Regions from separate parts of the Homo sapiens genome. Here region 2 is linked to region 1. The links are chromatin loops, found by intact Hi-C in ENCODE. Cell type or tissue: endothelial cell of umbilical vein. All regions are shown on one strand. Each heading gives the region's core, and the rest is flanking DNA. Links, peaks and the distances in the headings are about the cores only. Region 1 has its middle 6.3 kb from the start of LINC03108. Region 2 overlaps LOC105373210 (a long non-coding RNA gene).

Evidence for each region. A loop is a pair of places that touch in the nucleus more often than their neighbours do. Peaks named below come from ENCODE experiments on the same cell type or tissue, not always from the same donor. Only the 100,000 strongest peaks of a DNase experiment are listed, where the experiment ranks them.
Region 2: a loop joins it to region 1, with 6 times the contacts of the local background. A loop is called at or near these places in 1 of 110 quality-filtered maps.

The regions. Positions count from the first base shown.
Region 1 is chr1:234,984,413-234,989,786 of GRCh38, reverse strand. No RefSeq gene overlaps it. Among named protein-coding and RNA genes, the nearest start is that of LINC03108, 6.3 kb to the right of the region's middle. RefSeq lists enhancers at 1,708-2,247, 2,248-2,787, 2,531-2,825, 2,788-3,327. In endothelial cell of umbilical vein, for the core only: no CTCF peak of the experiment used is centred there; DNase peaks (open chromatin) are centred at 2,196, 2,696 and 5,226; H3K27ac peaks cover 4,280 bases.
Region 2 is chr1:234,741,506-234,746,879 of GRCh38, reverse strand. It overlaps LOC105373210 (a long non-coding RNA gene), which reads left to right. Exons shown (of 3, transcript XR_949292.3): 2 at 1-16; 3 at 489-1,344. Among named protein-coding and RNA genes, the nearest start is that of LINC02961, 16 kb to the left of the region's middle. In endothelial cell of umbilical vein, for the core only: no CTCF peak of the experiment used is centred there; DNase peaks (open chromatin) are centred at 909 and 2,689; H3K27ac peaks cover 2,409 bases.

The sequences.
Region 1 (5,374 bases), core at 277-5,276:
TGCTCAGGCTGGAGTGCAGTGACGTGATCATGGCTCACCGTAGCCTCAACCCCCTGGGCTCAAGCGATCCTCTCACCTCAGCCTCCCCAGTAGCTGGGACTACATGCATGAGTCACCATACCCAGCTAATGCTTTTTCATTTTTTGTACAGACAGGATCTCCCTATGTTGCCCAGGCTGACCTCCTGAGCTCAAGTGATCCTTCCACCTGGGCCTCCCAAAACGCTGGTGTTACAGGCCTGAGCCACTGTGCCCTGCCATGAACACTGTTTGAATGAACAAATGTGATGTCCTTCTGGATTGCTTTTGTCCACATGGCACTGATTTTAGAGCTCATTTTGGAAAATCGGTCCTGGAATGCCACTCCAATCTCTCCACCCACACACGTTGGTTTTGACCCAGGTTTATTCAATGCTTTGGGGGGCTATAAATCTGGAGACAGCTCCACCAGGAACTTTTAACTGAGGGCAGCCCCTGTGAACTGCCTAACCTTGAGCAAGTTACTTAACCTCCATGACCTCTGGTTTTTCCATTAGTCAAACAGGGCAAAGAACTGCCCTTTCTCTCCCTTACAATGGAGGATGTGGTAGCTTAGGCTAAGTTCTGAAGCAGAAAAGTGGGCGGGTGCATTTGTGACTCTGCATTGACTCTAAATTAAAGGCACAATCAATGGTTCTCAGAAAAGAGCTGTATATACACGGCTCTGCATGTACAGAGAAGGAGAAGGCTTAGTCACTCAAGATTCTTTATTCGCGACTCGGAAACTTTAAAACATTTAATTAAATGTTTAAAAAGCTGTGGTAAAATATAGACAACATAAAATATACCATCTTAACCATTTCTAAGTATACAGTTCGGTAGTGTTATGCACATTCATGTTGTTGTACAACCATTACTACCCCCGTCTCTAGAACTTTTTCATTTTGCAAAACAGAAATAACTCTAGGAACCTCAAATACTTGTGATCATGCAGTATTTGTCCTTTTGTGACCAGCTTATTTCACTTAGTATCATGCCTTCAGGGTTCATCCATGTTATAGCAAGTGCCAGAATGTCCTTCCTTTTTAATGCTGTATAATATTCCACGGTGTGGATTTACCACGTTTGGTTTATCCATGCATCTGCTGATCTTTTGGCTATTACTGAGTCACACTGCTATGAAACTCTGAATTTGATATTATGGCTCCATTTAAAGGCCTTTCTGGGCCAGTGGTTTGATTCATTGCAGGGCACAAGAAACCTGGAAGAATCTTGGCTGTAGCTCCTAACACTCTATGCTTTTAACTATTCTTTAACACAGGCAAACACTGAGGTCTTTGTTGCTAGAATTAAACATGAGATAATTTAAGGTGTTATAATTTGGGAGTTAAGACTATTTTTTTTTTTCCTGGAAGATCATCTGTTTCATCTCCACTTGACTTTTTTAAAATGCTGGAACTGTCTTTTGATTGAATACAAAGCCTTTTTTTCCCCCTTGACGTTTATACGACTAAAGGTGGAAAAATAAGACCTTTGCTTATTAACAAAATGAATCAATCTCTTTCCCCCATGGGAACTTGAAAACAATTTAGAGACTAGAGTAAACTTCAGGTTTTCCTCTGCTATGAATTGTGTTGACCTTTCCTCCAGGTAAGATGTAAGACAGGCCTAGCTGGGCCTGACAGAAAATGAGGTCACCCCAGGTACCACCCGATTGAGCCCTGGCTGGAAGCGCCTTGCTCTGTAAGCCTCTTTAGGCGCCTCCAGAGAGAGGAAAGTTGAGGCTGGAGGGGTAAAGTGTGCTAGCGAAGGTCAGCCGGGGAGACAGAGACCAAGGGAAAATAGTGCTTAACTTTGGGCCCTTAATGAGGTTGCAGTGGACCATGCTCCAGGCAGTAAATCCTCAAAGGCAGTGGGGCTTACTGTGTGGGGTTCTTTTTTCCCTTTCACTTCGTAGGTGCCAGATGTATTTGGGGAAATTCCCCATAAGATGGGTACAAGGTTAACCCCTCCTTTGTCTGACCGGTTTGCATGTTCCACCTGCAGAGGCGGTGAGGACCCTGGAGTTTCCAGCCCTCTCGCCTGTGCAGTCTGATCTCTGGGCCTGCCTGTGGGACTGGCTCCTGACTGGGAGTGTGAAACGCAGAATAAACAAAAGCAAAGAGACTGTGTGTTGGAAACGGGACTGCAGGGCTGAGAAGATACTCGGAAAAGTGGCCTCAGGCCAGCTCCTACTCTTTCCAAATATGCCAGGAATGCCGGGCCCAGAGGCAGGGGACAAAACAGGAGAAAAGAAGGAAAAAGAACAGGCGTCACCAGGCCATAGTCTAGCCAGTCTAGTTGTCAAAACAAAGCAGAAGAGAACCTCTAGCTCCAAATAAAAGTGGATCAAGAAGTTTCAGAACTCAGCAATGATTGTTACTAAAGTTTGCATGTAGAGATCCTGCACCCCGGCATCCACCCCTGCCTAGGGCTTTGCTGGGGGCATCACGACACAGGGTAGGGAGCCCAGCAGAGCCCAAAACAAATGCCTAAGTCTTCTCAGCATCCCATTTGTAGGTAAGGAAGCAACTCAGAGGACCCCTCGGAGAAAGGATTTGTTTAGTACACGCGGCACAGAGCTAGCTGCTTGGGGCTGGGGATTTGATCTATGCGTGGTTTCCCAGTTTGAGATGGAGGATCATGACAAGGGACAAAAGGTCAAAGGGTACACCAATGGGGTAGAAAAGCAAAACAAAAACAGGAAGTGGCCGGCTCAGGGATTTTCCATGAGAAAGCTGGGAAACAGGTCCCGGTAGAAAAGAGTGTCAAAAACCAGAATGACAAAAAATTTAGCTTAAAGACCTTGATTGTCTTGATTTGTGATTCTGGCATCGAACAACACTTCATTCCACACAATGGAATAAGTGTTCCCTGAGCTGAGCTGAAGAGGTTGGCTTTGTAGACAGAGAAGGACTGAAGAAAACAGAAACAGGGAACAAAGATTGTATTAGTTACTTTTCAATGTTACTTGTTCTTGTAAGGAGGGCACAGGGAGATAGAACAATAGAAAAATAACTCGTTAGTTAACCTTGGGTGACTTCATGCTACCTTTTTTTGTGGTAGGATTAAAGCAGAAAGAACTTCATTATCATTCTGATTGAAGATTTAAACGGGCCTTTTGGGAGATTGGCTGTTCTCTCTCTCCATTCTCAGAAGGTCAGATAACAACCTTGTTTTGGTTTGGTGGTATGGAACTTTAGCGTGGGTGACTCCAGTTTGATTTTTTTTTTTTTTTTTGAGACGGAGTCTCGCTCTGTCACCCAGGCTGTTGTGTAATGGCACGATCTTGGCTCACTGCAAGCTCCGCCTCCCGGGTTCACGCCATTCTCCTGCCTCAGCCTCCCGAGTAGCTGGGACTACAGGCGCCCGCCACCACGCCCGGCTAATTTTTTTGTATTTTTAGTAGAGACGGGATTTCACCGTGTTAGCCAGGATGGTCTCGATCTCCTGACCTCGTGATCCACCCGCCTCGGCCTCCCAAAGTGCTGGGATTACAGGCTTGAGCCTGTAAAAACCGCGCCCGGCCGATTTTTTTTTTTTTTTTTTTTTTTGAGACAGGGTTTCACTCTGGTGCCCAGGCTGGGTTGCAGTGGTATGATCTCTGCTCACTGCAACCTTGACCTCCCAGGCTCAGGTGATCCTCCTGCCTTGGCCTCCCGAGTAGCTGAGACTACAGGTGCACACCACCACACCTTGCTAATTTTTGTTATTTTTTCTAGACATGGGGTTTTACCATGTTGGCCAGGCTGGTCTCAAACTCCTGGGCTCAAGGATTCGCCTGCCTCAGACTCCCAAAGTGCTGAGATTACAGGTGTGAGCCACTGTGCCTGGCCCATGTTGATTTTTAGTCTGGTCTGTTGGGGCCTAGTGTGGGAGCTTGGTTCAAAACAATGGCCTCCTATAATTTTTATATAACAAGAGAAAAAGGAAAAAAATAGCTCATTGAATCCTCTGGAAGCCGCTTGAGATGTGAAATGGGGGCCTCCCGCAGGAGCCAGCTTGTCCAGGGACTGGGACACCCAGGTGGGAGACAGAGTGGAGGACTCAATACCGGCTCCTTGCTGGCCTGACGCCAGCCTGGTCTCTCCCTCCTCCACTGTCCTCTTGGAAGGAGGGCTTTGTTACCTCTTGTGTCCCTTAGAGAAGTGTGTTTGTGTATGTCCTAATGCCAAAGCATGGAATGGGGTCTAAAACAGCCCAGAGAAGGCATTTGCACCCCAAAGCTATTATCCACAGATGGGATTTCTGCTGCATAGGGTCAGAGAGTATTCACAACTATCATTGCACAAATGGAAAAACTTTTTTTTCACCTGCCTCTCACTTTTAGAACCAACTGACCCAGTCCTTTTGGTACCAGAATTTGGAAGGGGCAAGGCCCAAGGGTTGTAGGTGGGTGAGGGTCTGTGGAGCAGGAGAGTGACATGTCTCCCAGGGGACACCAGGACAAATGGGATCTGACAAATGCAGAGGACCAATGTCCTGGATCCCAGGCCCGGTGCTTTGTACACATTGCAAGGCCTGACCCGGTAACAGAGGAGGTGCTGAGTACTTCTCAACTTGCATTAAAGTGCTCCCTGGGCTGGGCGTGGTGGCTCACACCTGTAATCCCAGGCAGGCGGATCACCTTAGGTCAGCAGTTCAGGACCAGCCTGGCCAACATGGTGAAACCCTGTCTCTACTAAAAATGAAAAATTAGATGGGTGTGGTGGCACGTGCCTGTAGTCCTGGCTACTCGGGAGGTTGAGGCAGAAGAATCGCTTGAACCCAGGAGGTGGAGGTTGCAGTGAGCCAAGATCGTGCCACTGTACTCCCCGTCTCTACTAAAAATAAAATATTAGCCGGGTGTGGTGGCACGCGCCTGCAGTCCCCACTACTCGGGAGGTTGAGGTGGGAGAATCGCTTGAACCCGAGAGACGGAGGCTGCAGTGAGCCGAGATCGCGCCACTGCACTCCAGCCTGGGCGACAGAGTGAGACTCAGTCTCAAAAAAAAAAAAAAAAAAGTGCTCCTTGGCCACAACAGGAGAAAAAAATCTCCAGTTCCCTCCTAGCCTCGCTCCACCTTGAGATCTTATTTTAGTCTCCAGTTAATCAAGGACGTCTGGGCTTCATGCGAAAAGGGAAGAATGTGCCAGTGTGTTTCGAACACCATATATGCAAATGAGTCAGCAAAGTATGTTGCTGGCAGCCACCAGAGGTCAAATGTCAGCCTCCACACTCAACAATTATTTTGCTGAAAATACACTGCAAGCAGGGCAGCAGGAAATGAGTTGCAGCAACCTCGATTCTTGTGTGAAAGTTTCCAATTAGGAATTCAAAGAAGTTGTTGTTTAATGAAAAAGTGAAACGAATGCCT
Region 2 (5,374 bases), core at 62-5,061, 240 kb after region 1:
GGTCATTTTGCTTCAGGTAAATCCTGTATAACCAGGAACCAGGGATAATGAGTCAGGGACCGACCATGAGAAACACACTGTTCTAACACAGCTTCTGAAGAGCCTTCTGGAGGGGGCTCGAGCTTCCCACATGGGGGGCCTCTTTCCAAGACCCAACTGCCTAATTTGGAATCTCCCAAAAAGTTTGTTTGCTTTTGTGCGCACATGATTCCCAAGACAGTGTGTTAAATGACTTGAATGAATCATCCACTGCTCCCTCCATTTATCTACCACCTGCTTCCTTTTCAGTCCGTGACAACCTGGCTTCCATCAAACCAATCAGCCCATCACCCAATACTAGCTGTTCCAAATATAAATTGTTGTCTTTGTCACTTTGCGTAGTCACTCTCCTCTTGAAATATACACATGTTGTGAAAGGACTCTAGAAATAAATCTTTCCTCATTAAAATTTTCTACACATGCGTTAATTTTTCCTCCCTTTTCAACAGCGGACCAGTCAGCAAATAATGACTGCCCTTGGTCATCCCTGGGAAGATAAAGGATTATTAAAAGAGGGCCCGGCAGCTTGCAGATTACACCTGCTACATTTGGAGTGGAAAGAGGCTTCTCTGTCAGTGCCCCTTGCCCCCATGGAAAGACACTAATAGCAATCTTCAACCATAATTGTTTGGTCCATTTTGTTCTGGACCAAGTTTGCATAAGTTTTAAGCCTGAAAGTCAAAGAAAAACGAAATCTTACACGTCAACATGGCCTTTCCATCACTTGAAAAAGGCACCCTCTCTCTCTCTTTCTCTCTGCCTCGTAAACACAGCGGTCTTGCTCAGAGCAATCTTGAGCTCTGAGCTGTGAAGAATTGCTGTAGGTAGGAAGAAACGTTGGCTCTGGAATTCAATTAACTGTCAGCATTGCTGTTCGAGTCAGGATGACTCACTCCTCTTCAGCAAATGGGCATGGGGGCTGTGAGCCTCCAAGATTAATGGTGATTGATAAGCCGCTGGAGCTCCAGGACGAAGCCTCCCAGAATCCTTCCCTCACCCACACACGTTTTTACATGAAAATATAATAGATAGTGGGAGAGGATGTGTGAGTACAGAGGAGATGCTGTCAAGAATTTGCCTGTATCCTTTTCTTTTATATTGGTAAGTTTCACTGGATTCTAAGCTACTGAAAAGCAGGGACTATGTTTTATATTTCTTTTCTCTCAGTTCATGTCCAAATTAATGCATCAGGTGAAAAGAAAGGATGCTGTCTGATACCCCATGAGGTAGGTATGAGGCCCATTCTATAAATGAGGGGAAGCAACGTGCTAATAAGAGAAAAAGCTAGGACTCGGTCCCAGAAAGTCTGCCAAGGGTGCCAGCTCCAACCGCTGCAGGTGCCGCCTCTTCACGAGCACGTTACGCCATTTCTCTCTTTAACACGGAAAGCAAAATGTGGGCCTGACTGTGGTGAGGGCATGCTTTTCCATTCTAAATGGCAGCTAGCATGCATTACATGTACAATATACAACAGGAATACAATACGCGGGAGAGAAAACCTTCCCTCCCCTTTTCCTCAGGCACCTGGCTGGTTCAGGCTCCAGTGGCTTGGTTTTGTCGCTGGTGTTGTTAGTTTCCCCCAGCATCCCCATTCATTTTCCAGAATCCTCTGTCCCTCATTGTAGTTTTGTATTTGCAGATACAATCTAGGAAACAATTCAGATGGGAAAAGAAATCTTTTCATGAGAAAGGATAGTAAAATTAACAGAAAGCTGGTTAAACTTACAATTTCCTCAAGTATTGAGAATAAACATGAATCCATGAGAATAAAAACTCAGTATGGATTTGTCCACAACGCTTAGGAGGAACATGTTAGAAGTGCCACATGCAGGCCAGGCGTGGTGGCTCACGCCTGTAATCCCAGCATTTTGGGAGGCCGAGGCAGGAGGATCAAGAGGTCAGGAGATCAAGATCATCCTGGCTAACACGGTGAAACCCTGTCTCTACTAAAAAAAATACAAAAAATTAGCCGGGTGTGGTGGCATAAGCCTGTAGTCCCAGCTACTCGGGAGGCTGAGGCAGGAGAATCGCTTGAACCCGGGAGGTGGAGCTTTCAGTGAGCCGAGACGCACCACTGCACTCCAGCCTGGGTGACAGAGCGAGACTCTGTCTCAAAAAAAAAAAAAAAGAAAAAGAAAAAGAAAGAAAAAGAAATGCCACATGCATGTAAGAGTCCAGGCAGGGTGGTCAAACTGTCAGATGCGCAACATTCGAGGGGCAAAAAGGATGAAATAAGATGCTCTCTAAACGCATGAGCAAGACCAGCTGTCAAAGCACTGGCGCCTTTATTCACACATTTTGTAAACCTCAGGTAGACAGGAGACAGCAGTAAGTACGTGACCTCAGCGCGTGATCCTCATTCAAACTGGAATTCGAGTATCACTGGTCTCAGCTGCAGACATTTCAGAGTGGGTCCATTTGCTCTTAGGAACTTCCAGGGCACCCCAGCACCACTTGTTTTTGCCTTTGTCTTTGCTTTCCTTCCCCACATCCCTACAAAACCAAACAGACTTGCTCTCCCAGCTTCACAAAGAGAAACGGATTCCAAGAGGAAATCACTTCACAGCAAGTGAGCCCTGGGAAGAATTAAAGACTGAGGAGCCCTTGTAATGAGATTAAGGGAAAAATGCTTTTGTGCATCCAACTCAGACCCGTCCTCAGTATGCAGGACGCGAGTGGTGCCAAAACAAACATGGGTATTGTTTTGGGAAGGAAAAGGTTAACAAGCTATGAAAACAAAATTAGAGATATTTTCAAAGCATGACCCTCAGCAGAATGAGTAGAATGCAGTCTACCCAGGCAGCAGCATTCCCTCCTCACTTGACATTTATCCTGCAGCTTGTGGGGGAGCAGCTTCGGCTGTTATGTTCCCAACGGATGAGGAGGGAGCTGCACTCCTTGCGGCGGAGAAGCCGCATCCACTGGGCAGAGGCATAAAAGCTTGGGTCCAGGGGAAAAAGACATCGAGCTCCTTGGCGCCTTCTTAGAGAGGAGCTTAGAAAAAATTCTCTGTGGATCTTGCAGAGCTTGAAACATACGCTTTCATCTTCCCTCTGGCAAAAGCACTTAGCCTGGAATTGGAAATTCCGAGTTTGTTTCCAGATTTGGTCTCAGACTGGCCCTGAACACAAGAGCTGTGTCTCAGTTTCCTCATTCTGTCCATTCAGGTTTATTGGATGCCCACTGTGTACCAGGCTGAGGGCTTCCTGCTGTGGCTCTATAGTGGAAGGGCTTATCCTTGTCTTGACGGGACTCAAGCTCTTGTGAGGAAACAGATATGCAAAGAGATAATTATTACTGCAGTATAGAATGCATATACATGTAATGTTTATCAAATGGAACAGCTTTTAATTGGTTCACAAATCTAGCAGTAATGTGGCCAATGTCAGTGGACATCTGATACACAAGTAGAGTGTGTGTGTGTGTGTGTGTGTGTGTGTGATCGGACACCCAGTACCCTTCCTGGTTCTTTAAGAGCCTGTGAGAGCCCCTGTCCATGTCCTAAGCCTGATTACGGTGACAGAGACTGTCGCTTGGCCGTAGAGTTGGAGCCACAACGATGACATGGTATGTGACAGAGCCGAGATGAAGGAATAGGGAATGGTTCCTTGCTACTCTTCATCCAAAAAAGATTGCTAGTGCCCACGAGTGCCCGGGCTGTCTTAGTTTAATTCCATGCACACAGACTCCAGCATTTAACCATCAGAGTCAGAGATGTTTTATAAACAGAGTCACGAGCCCTAGCAAGAGAGAGAAGCAGGTCAGAGCGTTGAGGTGTCTGCGCAGGTTTTATGAGAAGGCACCCCGTTTTCTCCAACAAGACTCAAAATCTTGTTTGTTGCATTCAAGTCTCAGCTCTTCCAGGGTCTTCCGGCATCATTCTTGGCATTTTAGATGAACTTTCTGAACTTGGCTCAGAATGAGGTGGTGAAGCTTATTTCCAACGTCTTTGTGATTATTTCATACTTGACACCTCACATCCCTGGCTGGAGATCTCCCAAGATCTGAATTGACGGGTTTCATTTCCATGCATCTCAAAGTAGACATACTAAACGGAAGTGCACGGGGTGGCTTGGGCTCAGAGAGGACGGGCTGCGGGCGGTGACCTACCTAAAATTCTTGCTCCAATTATTGAAATATAGCCACGTCGTTTTTCTGAGACTTGTGATAATTAGCCAAGAAATTTGCTGACACTTAAAAGTAAATTTGGTATGAGCAGGTATTACAGAAAAACAATTCTACTGCCCATTCCTTCTTTTTTTTTTTTTTTTTTTGAGACTGAGTCTCGCTCCGTTCTGTTGCCCAGGCTGGAGTGCAGTGGCCTGATCTTGGCTCACTGCAAGCTCCGCCTCCCGGTTCACGCCATTCGCCTGCCTCAGCCTCCCGAGTGGCTGGGACTATAGGCGCCCGTCACTACGCCTGGCTAATTTTTTGTTATTTTTAGTAGAGACGGGGTTTCACCGTGTTAGCCACGATGGTGTCGATCTTCTGACCTCATGATCCGCCTGCATCGGCCTCCCAAAGTGCTGGGATTACAGGCGAGATCCACCGCGCCCAGCCTCTACTGCCCATTCCTTCTTAATTCACAGAAGAATTACCGATAATCTACTTTTTGGCTCTCTGGTTAATTTCTGGTTAACTGTTAAGTACCAAGAGTTTTGGTAACCTAATGTGAAATTAATCAAGCTTTTTATTTCCAGGCCTGTATGTGAGATTTGACTTGTCCTTCCAGATAAGGTATTTACGTTCATTTTAACATAGGTTTCTTTGCATGTATTTACCCAGTCCTTGATTATCTGGAACAAAAATTACTAATCCTATACTGGCTTCCTCTCTTGCTTCTGGGTGACTTCCCTCCTTTCTCCTGCCCATCCCAGTCAGGAATTTCTGTGGTACTGAATATACCATGGCACTTATTCCATGACGTGTCTTACGGGAAACAAGAAGATTGATACCCATTTTTGTTGCCCTGATGAATGAAGCTTACATCTGAAATCTCTTTTTAAAAATTTTTTAAACATTTTTTATTTTAATGCTTCAAATTTTTTATGGTAACATGGGCTGAAACACCTGAAATCTTGTCTTACTTGTTTACAGATGTTCTAAAATATTTCCGATACTCATAATAGATCCAAGGACTTTCTTGACATCTCCAGGAAGCTAATGAACATCTGCAACTCAACATGCCCGAAACTGGGCTCCCTATTCCCCTAGGCTGCCTCCCACCAAACCTGTTCCAGCCACAGCCTTCCTATCTCAGCTGGGAGCATTTCATTCTCCTAGTGGCTCAGGCCCCAAACCTCAGAGTCATCCTTGACTTCTTTCTTTTTTACTC